3 separate regions of the Homo sapiens genome follow, and all the other regions are linked to region 2. A link is a contact called in ENCODE Hi-C or POLR2A ChIA-PET data. All regions are on one chromosome and are shown on one strand. Each heading gives the region's core, a stretch centred on a gene start or an enhancer-like site at or near the end of the contact. The rest is flanking DNA. Distances are from core to core; before and after follow the strand shown.

Region 1 (3,671 bases), core at 26-2,525, 120 kb after region 2:
CTCCAGGTGCGGCCACCATGCCTGGCTAATTTTTGTATTTTTAGTAGAGTCAGGGTTTTGCCATGTTGCCGGGGCTGGCCTCAAACTCCTGACCTCATGTGATCCGCCCACCTCAGCCTCCCAAAATGCTGGGATTACAGGCGTGAGCCACCACACCAGGCTTCCCACCCACCCCTCTTTGCATCCACAGAGTTCTCAATCCTGGGCATGGCAGAAGCACCTTGATCCCTCCCTGATCAAGGGTGTGACCTGGGATCCCTGGCCTCGGGCTGGACAACCAGGTGCCCACAACCTGTATGGGGGTATTTACTCATTGAACATCTAGCCCCTGGGGTTGTCCAGGGAAATGCACTGGGTGGCAGCAGCTATGTGAGGAGTTTGTTTCTGTTTTCTTTTTTTTGAGACGGAATTTTGCTCTTGTCACCCAGGCTGGAGTGCAATGGCATGATCTCAGCTCACTGCATCCTCCGCCTCCCACGTTCAAGCGATCCTCCTGCCTCAGCCTTTCAAGTAGCTGGGATGACAGGTGCCCGCCACCATACCCGGCTAATTTTTTTATATTTTTAGTAGAGATGGGGTTTTGCCATTTTGGCCAGGCTGGTCTCGAACTCCTGACCTCAGGTGATCTTCCCACCTCAGCCTCCCAAAGTGCTGGGATTACAGGCATGAGCCACCGTGCCCAGCTGAGGAGCCTTTTTTTTTTGAGAGGGAGTTTCACTCTTGTTGCCCAGGCTGGAGTGCAATGGTGTGATCTCAGCTCACTGCAACTTCTGCCTCTTGGGTTCAAGCAATTCTCCTGCCTCAGCCTCCCGAGTAGCTGATCTGGTCTGGAACTCCTGACCTCAGGTGATCCTCCTGCCTCGGCCTCCCAAAGCACTGGGATTATAGGCGTGAGCCACTGGCACCTGGCCAAAGCTCTGAAAATCTTTAACGATGTGTATAAATGAGCACAATGAAGACAATTCCAGAAATAGATGGTTTAATCTCAAAAGCAAAAGAATTAGAGAGAACTAGTCAGCTTAGTTAACTGGAAAGTCATTTTCTTTTTAAGTTGTAAAATTGGAGGCACTGTGGTTTGCAAGTAAGGGCTTTTTTAGCCAGTTTGATCACCTGCATACAAGCAGTTGAAGGATGCCTCTCCACTCTAGGGAAATTCTGATAAAAGACTGGATTACCTAGAGGATAATCAAGTGAAAGCCTGTGAAAACAAGAAGCATGGCTCTCCTTTGCCCCTGATAACACATGACTAACATTCACAACACTCCCATGGGTGTGCCCAGATCTGGAGGTTGCTCACTATGGGTGAGGGCAGTGTTTTTCAACTTTTTGAGCTCATGCCCTTTTGAAAAAACAAAACAAAACAAAACAAAACAAAACAAAACAAAACAAATCATGCCTCCTTCATTAGACATCACCTTTCCTTTCTTCCTTTTATTCTTTCTTCCTTCCATTTATCCATCCATTCAAAAACTGTTAATTAAGTACCTACTGTGGCAGGTTTATTAAATATGGCAGAAAGTAAGACATCTCTAAATGAGGCTGCTTGAAAGCAACAGCAATTAAGAAGGATTGTCTGCTCTTTGGAGTTCTATATAACAGCTTGAAATAATGGGAATTTTCCCAAGCAGTTCTATAGAGCACCCAAATTGGGCTCGGTGAAGAAGAGAAAGGACAGCATTGTAGCACAGGAACTGACTCAACCAATTCGCCTCACCAGCATGCAACAGATTTCAGCGGCTCGTCCCTCTCTCCCCTTCCTCCATTCTGCAATAGACCTCTAGCTTGCTTACCACTACTTCTACCCCAGCCTCTAATCGTTTGCAATGATTCTAATATGTAAGTCAGCAGCACCTAAAACACAGTCCATGCTCCTGGTAACCTTTCTGCCAAAGAGTCTGAGCAATGGTCTTTGATCAAAAACATGACCTAAGCAGGCCAGGCGCGGTGGCTCATGCCTGTAATCCCGGCGCTTTGGGAGGCGGAAGCGGGCAGATCACCTGAGGTCAGGAGTTCGGGACTAGCCTGACCGACATGGAGAAACCCCATCTCTACTACAAAAAAAAAAAAAATACAAAATGAGCCGGGCGTGGTGGTGCATGACCGTAATCCCAGCTACTTGGGAGGCTGAGGCAGGAGAATCGCTTGAACCCAGCGGGCGGAGGTTGCGGTGAGCCGAGATCGTGCCATTGCACCCCAGCCTGGGCAACGAGCGAAACTCCATCTCAAAAAAAAAAAAAAAAAAAAAAAAAAACATGACCTAAGCAGTGTAGAGTAAGACCAAGCTAAAGCCCCCTTCCCCTTTAGAGAAGAGATGCACCTTTTCTCTCCCAATAATGGGCCCCCACCCCAGTAGAATCTAGATTTCAAGATTTGGAGCCCAGCTTTTAACCAGAAGCTCTGCTGCCTCCCTGGAACAACATGGTTTTGGTTTTTCCTAAAGAAGGTCTGGAATGGTCTGCTCAGCCTCGTGCTTTAGAGACCAATGGACAATACAACATCATGCAGAAACTGCTTCTTGAGGGGACAGGGAGGAGTAACCAATGTATAATACTTTTAGTGGTGACTAACTCTGAAATTTAGAAAATGAGCCTGGAACTACAGTTATCTTGTCAGCAGTCTTTTTTTTTTTAATTATAAATTTTTGTTTGTTTGTTTTGAGATGGAGTCTTGCTCTGTTGCCAGGCTGGAGTGCAGTGGCATGGTCTCCGCTCACCGCAACCTCCCCCTCCTGGGTTCAAGCGATTCTCCTGCCTCAGCCTCCCAAGTAGCTGGGATTATAGGCACGCGCCACCAAGCCCGGCTGATTTTTGTATTTTTAGTAGAGATGGGGTTTCACCATGTTTGCCAGGCTGGTCTTGAACTCCTGACCTCGTGATCCACCCGACTTGGCCTCCCGAAGTCCTAGGATTACAGGCATAAGCCACCGCGCCCGGCCTTTTTTTTTTTTTAATTTTGTTTTTGTTGTTGTTGTCAGCAGTCTTAAATACATGCTTTTTCCAAATTAACTCCTCTTCCCAGACACAATGTTCTAATAATCACTTTGATTACATAAATTAGAAACAAAAAAGGTTCAGATGATGTTAGATTCTTTTTTAATAAGCCAAAACAACGAATCCTAGTAAGAAATAGGAAAAAACAGTATATTGTTAGCCTGACAATGATTAACTGAAAACACAATTCAGAACCATGACATTTTTTTCTAATACAAAGAAAGAAAATCCAGCATTACTATAGAAGCCATTTACAAATCCATGATTCAAACAGAAAAAAAGTAGTAGATCTAGGGCAAAGGTATAGGGGGTGACGTGCTTATGTTCACTTAACTAACTGCAAAGTCAGAGGAATGCCGGATGTAATCAGTGAGTCAGGATGGCTCACAGAAAGGCAGGGGCCTGCAAGGTATAACCTTGATATCAGTCAGGTGAGTCTGTCTTAGAACACAACTAATGTGCACAGCCAGCCCTCCAACAATGGGCTTCTAGAAAGGGAAATGGAGATTTTTGTGATCTATCTTACATTGGGATGTGGTTTGAAATGATAAGTGTGAAGTAAAGAGAAGCCAAAAAAAAAAAAAAAAAAAAAAGCACACTCTCACCTTGTGGAAAAAGACTATTCAAATCAATATTCAACCAAAAAAAAACAAAACAAAACAAAACAAAAATCTATTTGGC
Region 2 (3,555 bases), core at 464-2,963:
ATTACAGGTGCCTGCCACCACGCCTGGCTAATTTTTGTATTTTTAGTAGAGACGGGGTTTCACCATGTTGGCCAGGCTGATCTCGAATTCCCGACCTCAGGTGATCCACCCGCCTCAGCCTCCCAAAGTGCTGGGATTACAGGTGTGAGCCACCCCGCCCGGCTACAGAAGTTTTTATGAGTCAGCCAGATCTTCCCCATATTCCTTTGTGTCACTATTAGTTGCCACCCTAATATCCATTTCCTGCCATCTTCCTTGCTGACTAAAATTCAATTTCATTCAGAGTAGCAATGTGCCAACTAAATACATTGTCAGGCTCCTTTGCAGCTAGAAACAATTGTTTGACACAGTTCTGGCCAATGAAATAGGAATTCTCCTGGGGGGTTCTGGGAAACTGTCCTAGTTCCCCAAAATAAGAAACAAAAAGCACCTAGGGCTGTCCTTCTCTTATCTTCTTTCTTTCTCATTTAAATCATTCACAATGGCCAGAGCTGCAGCAGCTATCTTGTAGCCATGAGGCAAAGGCCACAAAGATTATAGAAATGTTGGTCCTGTTGATACTGAGCTGCTAAACAGACACCACCTACTTACATATTTCTTGTGATGTGAGAAAAATCCTTACTTGTTTAGGACATTGTAGTTGAAGTTTTTCTAATTTGTAGTTGAACATGCTCATAGCAGATAAGTTCATTCAATCCAAACCTCAACCTATACAAGGTGGAGGAGAAGGGGGAGAAATGCAGCCGAGGGTAAAGCACTATTCCCAAAGCACTGGGAAATCCAATGGCCTCGCTAGTGAGGTGCAACAACAGCAAGTCACTACGTAAAGAGAAAAGGTGGCTGTGTAGGAAAGGAATGGGATAACTACTGAGTCCCTGCCTGTACAAAAATGGCATCAGAAACTCCATATGGTAACATTCTAGGATGAATAAAGCCCATGTATGTGTGTGTGTGATAAAACAATCACTTTTTTTTTTTTTTTGAGACAGAATTTCACTCTTGTTGCCCAGGCTGGAGTGTAATGGCAAGATCTCGGCTCACTGCAACCTCCGCCTCCCGGGTTCAAGCAATTCTCCTGTCTCAGCCTCCCGAGTAGATGGGATTACAGGCATGCGCCACCACACCTGGCTAATTTTGTATTTTTAGTAGAGATGGGGTTTCTCCATGTTGGTCAGGCTGGTCTCGAACTCCTGACCTCAGGTGATCCGCCTGCCTCGGCCTCCTAAAGTGCTGGGATTACAGGCATGAGCCACCGAGCCTGGCCTAAAACAGTCACTTTTATAATGGCTTCACTGACACTTGGTTAAATACTGATGTGTTAGCCACAGATGAGCATTGTGGATACTGGGTGGTGAATTATTAATGCAAATTTTCCATAGGAAGTCAACTGGGAATGTGTTTCCATTAAAATCAAGACGAAAATTAATTTAGAGGTCGCTCATTCTCAGCACACATATGGTTTTTTATATATATATATATGTAAATATATACTTTCTTCCTGTATTGGCCATACGCTGGGGAGAAATCCAGCCAAACCCACTTGAAGGAGGAAGAAAATTTAATTTATGCAGCACCTAACATGTCATAGATTGAACTCAGCTAGAAAGGAAACATCTTCAATGAGGCCCTTTAGTAATTCAGCATGAACAATCAAATGAGTCAGAAAGGCAAGTCACTGAAGTTCAGGGTGCAGAGGCAGGGTGAATGTGTTCTAGCTAGCTCACCTTGGAACAATGAGGACAATGCCAGGATTCAGGGCCTCAATCTACAACCTTGTGCTCTGGTTTTTCTTAGTATATAGTTTGGCCAATATGTTACTGAGGTAATAGAGACATACACCGAAGATACAAACAAGGTCATTTTCCTGCTACAAAATCCCTGTTGATGGATTCATTTGGATGAATCCATCGAGGAAAGAGGTTTGAGGCCTTCCCTGGTAAAAGGAAGATTGAGAAATAGACAAATAAAAGAGGTGGAGAAATTGCAAAGGGCGAGAGACGGACTGACCTCAGTAGCTTTCTGGCTGAGTCCCCGAAGCAGCAGCACAACCACATGTATGGCAGCTCTGCGTACTTGAACTTCACCATCTGTTTTGGCCACAGCAATCAGGCAAGCTGTTACCTAGGAGGATGAAGGAAGATGAAGTTGATAAGAATCAGAGTTGCACAATTACCTATAACCTTTCAACTGTGTTCCACTTACTACACATTCATCAAGAGCAATCTGGCTTAGAGAGGGCTGGATAGTTGCTTAATCCTCAACAAAGAGGGTGAGATCTAGTGGGAGAGATCTTGATGCAGTCTGACTTTTCTGGTAGAGGGCAAAATCCAGTTTGGAATTCAAGAACGAGATTAGAGAGTGGGAAGGAATATGTGTACTGTATATTATATGCATTTTGTAAAAGGTAAGGTCAAATGCTAATATTTCCACAAAAGTGAGAACTGTTAATTGTCCCCCTTTAAGAACATCAAATCAAAGGAAAAAAGATGGTCCCAACCATAGCTGCTTCTAGAGACTGAGGATCATGGGGATTTAGCTAAGGAGACTTCAGAGTTCACAGCCTGGCATGAATGTGAATGTACCATTGATGAAAGTTTCAGCCTAGGGAATAAAGAGTTACAGAAATATTCTAACTGATCTTCTTCAGCATGTCCAGATATTCCAGTCCTACAAATGTAGTGTACACCGGATGTGAGTCAGCAGGGGTCACTTTCAGAGACTTCCTGAATATGGAATAGGACTTTCTGTGCTCAATTACTTTACGTATTTTTTCTGTTTTGTTTTGTTTTGTTTGAGACAGGGTCTCACTCTGTCACCCAGGCTGGAGTGCAGTGGTGCAATCAGGGCTCACTGCAGCCTTGACCTCCTGGGCACAAGTGACCCTCCCACCTCAGCCTCCCAAGTAGCTAGGACTACAGGTGTGCGCCACCATGCCTGGCTAATTTGATTATTTTTTGTAGAGATGAGGGTTTTACCATGTTGCCCAGCTGGTCTTGAACCCCTGGGCTTATGCAATCCTCCTGCCTTGGCCTCCCAAGGTGCTAGGATTACAGGTATGAGCCACCGTGTCCAGCCTGTGCTCACTTTTTTTTTTTTTTTTTGAGACGGAGTCTCGCTCTGTTGCCCAGGCTGGAGTGCAGTGGTGCAATGTCAGCTCACTGCAACCTCTGCCTCCTAGGTTCAAGTGATTCTCCTGAGTAGCTGGGACTACAGGTGCACACAACCATGCCTAATTTTTTTTTTTGAGATGGAGTCTCACTCTGTCGCCCAGGCTGGAGTGCAGTGGCGCGATCTTGGCTCACAGCAAGCTCCGCTTCCCGGGTTCACGCCATTCTCCTGCCTCAACCTCCCGAGTAGCTGGGACTACAGGCATCCGCCACCACACCTGGCTAATTTTTTGTATTTTTAGTAGAGAAGGGGTTTTTCACCGTGTTAGCCAGGATGGTCTCAATCTCCTGACATTGTGATCTGCCCACCTCGGCCTCCCAAAGTGCTGGGATTATAGGTGTGAGCCACTGAGCCTGGCCCACCTAAATTTTTGTATTTTTAGTAGAG
Region 3 (3,396 bases), core at 347-2,846, 65 kb before region 2:
AAAATGTCCCTCAGCCAGATACCCCACGTGCAATCAGGCGCTGGTGCAGGCTGTGGTCGAGGTTCTCCTGCCCAGACCTGGGGCGGGGGGCTGTGTCACCCCAAGCCGGCAGAGGCTGTGGGGTGATCCTACAGCCTGGACCGCCGCCTCCTCATGCCCTTCGCTCATCCACGGGAGCCCAGCCCAGGCAAACTAACGCGCACTCGGCTTTCAAGGGCACAAGGTTGGGGGCGCTCTCAAGTCCGGCTCCCAGGACTACGGAAGGAGAACCCCCAGTCAAGGACGCACGCTTCTCCATCAAGCCTCCGAAACTTTGAGGGGCTGCTGGTGTGCAGCGTCTCTCCCGCTGACAGGTGCGCCCCGCGGCAGGGCCACACGCAGCGGCATGGAAACTTGTGCGCCCAACGGGGCTCCTCCTCTTGTGCCCGGCCGCCCTCCGGGCCCCTCCAGGCCGGCCAGGGGAGGGGAGCCCACTCCCCCGGACACGTGCTGCCGCGGCCCGGCTAACCCGCAGGAACGTGGGCGCCTGGTACCTTGGTGCCCGGACAGGTGCAAACCCCCGGGAGGTCGTAGAAGGTGCGGGGGAGGGGTACCCCAGCCAGCCTGGAGCCCCGCACCGGCGTCCGCCTCCTAATTCATTCACAAAACAGGAGCCGCCGGGGAGGAGGGAGGCGAGGCTGGAAGAGGAGAGGATGCAGGAAGAAAGGGAGGAGGGGTCAGTGGGGAGGGGGCTGCAGGAACGGCCGCCGGGAAGCCCGGGGCTGCCGCCGCCCCCAACCCGCCTCCCCGCGCCGGACGCGGCGCCCGCAGGGCTGGGAGCTGGCCGGGTGCGGGGGGCTCGGCGAGAGGCACCCCTGCCACCCGGCGCGCCCCGGCCTCGGCGCAGCCCCGCGCGGCCCTCCCCTCCTGGGTGCCGGCCGGCCCGCGCTCACCGTGCCGCCGGCTGCCGCGCTCCGGAGCTCAGCAGGCCCGCGGCGGCTCCATGCCCCTCCTCCCGCTCCGCTCCGCGCCGCCGCGCGCTCCGACTGCCGCCTGCCCAGCCGAGCCGCCCTTAAGTACCCGGCGCGTGCCCGCCAGGAGAGGCGCCTCCCCCGGCCCTGGGGCCGGGAAAGTTGACCAGAGTGGGAGGGCCCCCGCGGGCGCACCCCCGACCCCGCGCGGTCCCAGGGAGCGCCACAAGCCAGCGCTCGGCGGGGACGCCTAGTCCCGGGTGGACGCGGCTCCGGCTCGCAAGACTCGCAGCCCCTGCGCCCTCTCCGAAGCTGGGTCCCCCGAGTGGGGCCGAAGGCCACGCGGCTCTGCAATCGCCCTGGGACCAGCTGCCAAGGCAAGACGGTCATTGGGCTCAACCTAGAACCTGAAGCGTCGTTAACTTTCCAGATACCACGCAGGGACTTCCAAAATTGTTACTCTCCCTCCCCGCCCCCACGCCCCGCTCTCTAACCCGCAAAACCTACTCACCCTGCAAGGAAGGCGAGCTGAGAGCACTCTTCCCCGACTTCTGCACGCGAAGGGGCAGTTCGCTGTCTAGGGGGCTCCCGAAAGCCAAGGCAGCAAAACCTTCCTGCTGGCAGGAAAGAGGCGCTGAAGAGAATTGTCAAATGTAAAAAGGCTGGTCAAAGAAGGTGTTAACAATTGTGACAGCTTAGCTTTGAATTCCGCAGTGGGGCGCTGATGACTTTAAGGCGGTTTGCAAAAGCTGCAAACGGTTTTGTAGGAACCTTGGAGGTTCCGGTGTCTTAAAGCCAAAACAATTCCTCCTCTTCTTTTTCACACCTTTATTTCCGACATCCATGACCTCCTAAATTCCCAACTGACCTTATCGACAGTAGTTTTCAGGTCCCTAAAAGATAGTGCTAGACTCGAGTAAAGTGAGATGAAGTGAGTTGGGGTGCACTGGGGTGGGGTGAGATCGAGGAGGGGGGAGAGTTGTTAGCAGAGACAAGAAGTTTAGAACCAGCTGAAGGCGATGAGTTTTTACATCTCAGGAAAACTTGAAGAGAAATTATAATTAATAACTAGTTTTTAAAAAATGAGTGGCCGGGCGCCGTGGCTCAAGCCTGTAATCTCAGCACTTTCGGCGTTACGGGCACCATGCCCGTAATCCCAGCTACTCGGGAGGCTGAGGCAGGAGAATCGCTTGAACCCCGCAGGTGGAGGTTGCAGTGAGCTGAAATCGCACCACTGCACTCCAGCTTGGGCAGCAGAGCGAGACTCCGTCTCCAAAAAAAAAAAAAAAAAAAAAAAAAAAAAAAACCAAAAAACAGAGTTTACCTGTTTTCCAAATACACCTGATATAATTTCTATCACTTCTTCCCAAGCTGCAACAAATTTATAGGCACCTGAGCTGCAGTCTATAAACTTCTCCTCTCGCAAGTTTTAGGGGCTCAGGGACTTGCCTGCCCACCATTGCTCAGTCTGGGCCACAGACCTCACACCTCAGTCCCCGCAGGCAAGCAAAGACCCCAGGCACACCTACTCCACACAATCCCATCTTACATTATTGGCCAGGCACAGTGGCTCACACCTGTAGTCCCAGCACTTTGGGAGGCTGAAGATGGAGGATCGCTTGAGGCCAGGAGTTCAAGACCAGCCTGGGCAACAAAGCGAGACTTCCCCCGTCTCTACAAAAATTAAAATTAAAAAATTAGCCAGGGCCGGGTGCAGGCTCACGCCTGTAATCCCAACACTCTGGGAGGCCGAGGTGGGCGGATCACGAGGTCAGAAGTTAGAGACCAGCCTGGCTAATATGGTGAAACCCTATCTCTACTAAAAAATACAAAAATTAGCCAGGCATGGTGGCACGTGCCTGTAGTCCCAGCCACTGGGAAGGTTGAGGCAGAAGAATCGCTTAAACCCAGGAGACAGAGGTTGCAGTGGGCCAAGATTATGCCACTGTACTCCAGCCTGGGCGACAGAGTGAGACTCCATCTCAAAAAATAAAAATAAAAAAAAAAAGAAAAAGAAAAGAAAAGAAAAAAAAAAAAAACATTAGCCAGGCATGGTGGAGTGTGCCTGTAGTCCCAGCTACTAGGGAGGCTGAGGCAGGAGAATTGCTTGAGCCCAGGAGGTCAAGGCAACAGTGAGCTATGATCGAACCACTACACTCCAGCCTGGGTAACAGAACAAGACGCTGTCTCAAAAACAAATTCCTGGACTCCAGCAGCCCTTCCGCCTCAGCCTCCCTAGGAGCTAGTCCTATAGGCATGCTATCCAGCCCAGCTGCCAATGTGTTTTGAACTTCAGATGGCCTGAGGGGCCCTACCAGAGCCATTCCTACTTACACAAAGATGGAGAAGAAGCCTTAGGTTGGTGGAGGGGAGGGCTCTAGAGTCTGCCAGTAAGCCCCAGTGTCTTCATCCCACAGATGGGATTGCTAGGCGGACTGATAGGAAG

Evidence for each region. A loop is a pair of places that touch in the nucleus more often than their neighbours do. ChIA-PET counts read pairs that join two places held with the same protein, here RNA polymerase II (POLR2A). Pooled maps may share reads with other maps.
Region 1: a loop to region 2 is called in a map of astrocyte of the cerebellum, with 2.7 times the contacts of the local background. The contact joins two enhancer-like sites. A Hi-C loop is called at or near these places in 1 of 168 maps with a recorded cell type or tissue (astrocyte of the cerebellum) and 1 of 50 pooled maps. POLR2A ChIA-PET finds 5 or more read pairs at or near these places in 3 of 52 experiments (A549, MCF 10A and activated naive CD4-positive, alpha-beta T cell).
Region 3: a map of right lobe of liver shows a loop between it and region 2 (2.1-fold over the local background). The contact joins the promoter of HAS3 here to the enhancer-like site in region 2. A Hi-C loop is called at or near these places in 4 of 168 maps with a recorded cell type or tissue (HepG2, endothelial cell of hepatic sinusoid, heart left ventricle and 1 more) and 1 of 50 pooled maps. POLR2A ChIA-PET finds 5 or more read pairs at or near these places in 11 of 52 experiments (A549, AG04449, AG04450 and 8 more).

The regions. Positions count from the first base shown.
Region 1 is chr16:68,921,520-68,925,190 of GRCh38, reverse strand. All of the region lies in intron 12 of TANGO6 (transport and golgi organization 6 homolog), which reads right to left. Among named protein-coding and RNA genes, the nearest start is that of TANGO6, 80 kb to the right of the region's middle. Within about 2 kb of position 1,275, at least 7 of the 41 ENCODE cell types and tissues checked have a DNase peak (open chromatin) inside an H3K27ac peak, as active enhancers do.
Region 2 is chr16:69,038,874-69,042,428 of GRCh38, reverse strand. TANGO6 (transport and golgi organization 6 homolog) reads right to left here. Exons shown (of 18, transcript NM_024562.2): 17 at 2,008-2,121. Among named protein-coding and RNA genes, the nearest start is that of HAS3, 65 kb to the left of the region's middle. Within about 2 kb of position 1,713, at least 6 of the 41 ENCODE cell types and tissues checked have a DNase peak (open chromatin) inside an H3K27ac peak, as active enhancers do; they include HCT116 and right lobe of liver, where a contact is called at or near this core.
Region 3 is chr16:69,103,853-69,107,248 of GRCh38, reverse strand. HAS3 (hyaluronan synthase 3) reads right to left here and starts at 1,596. Exons shown (of 4, transcript NM_001199280.2): 1 at 1,462-1,596. RefSeq lists a silencer at 970-1,249 and an enhancer at 1,383-1,931.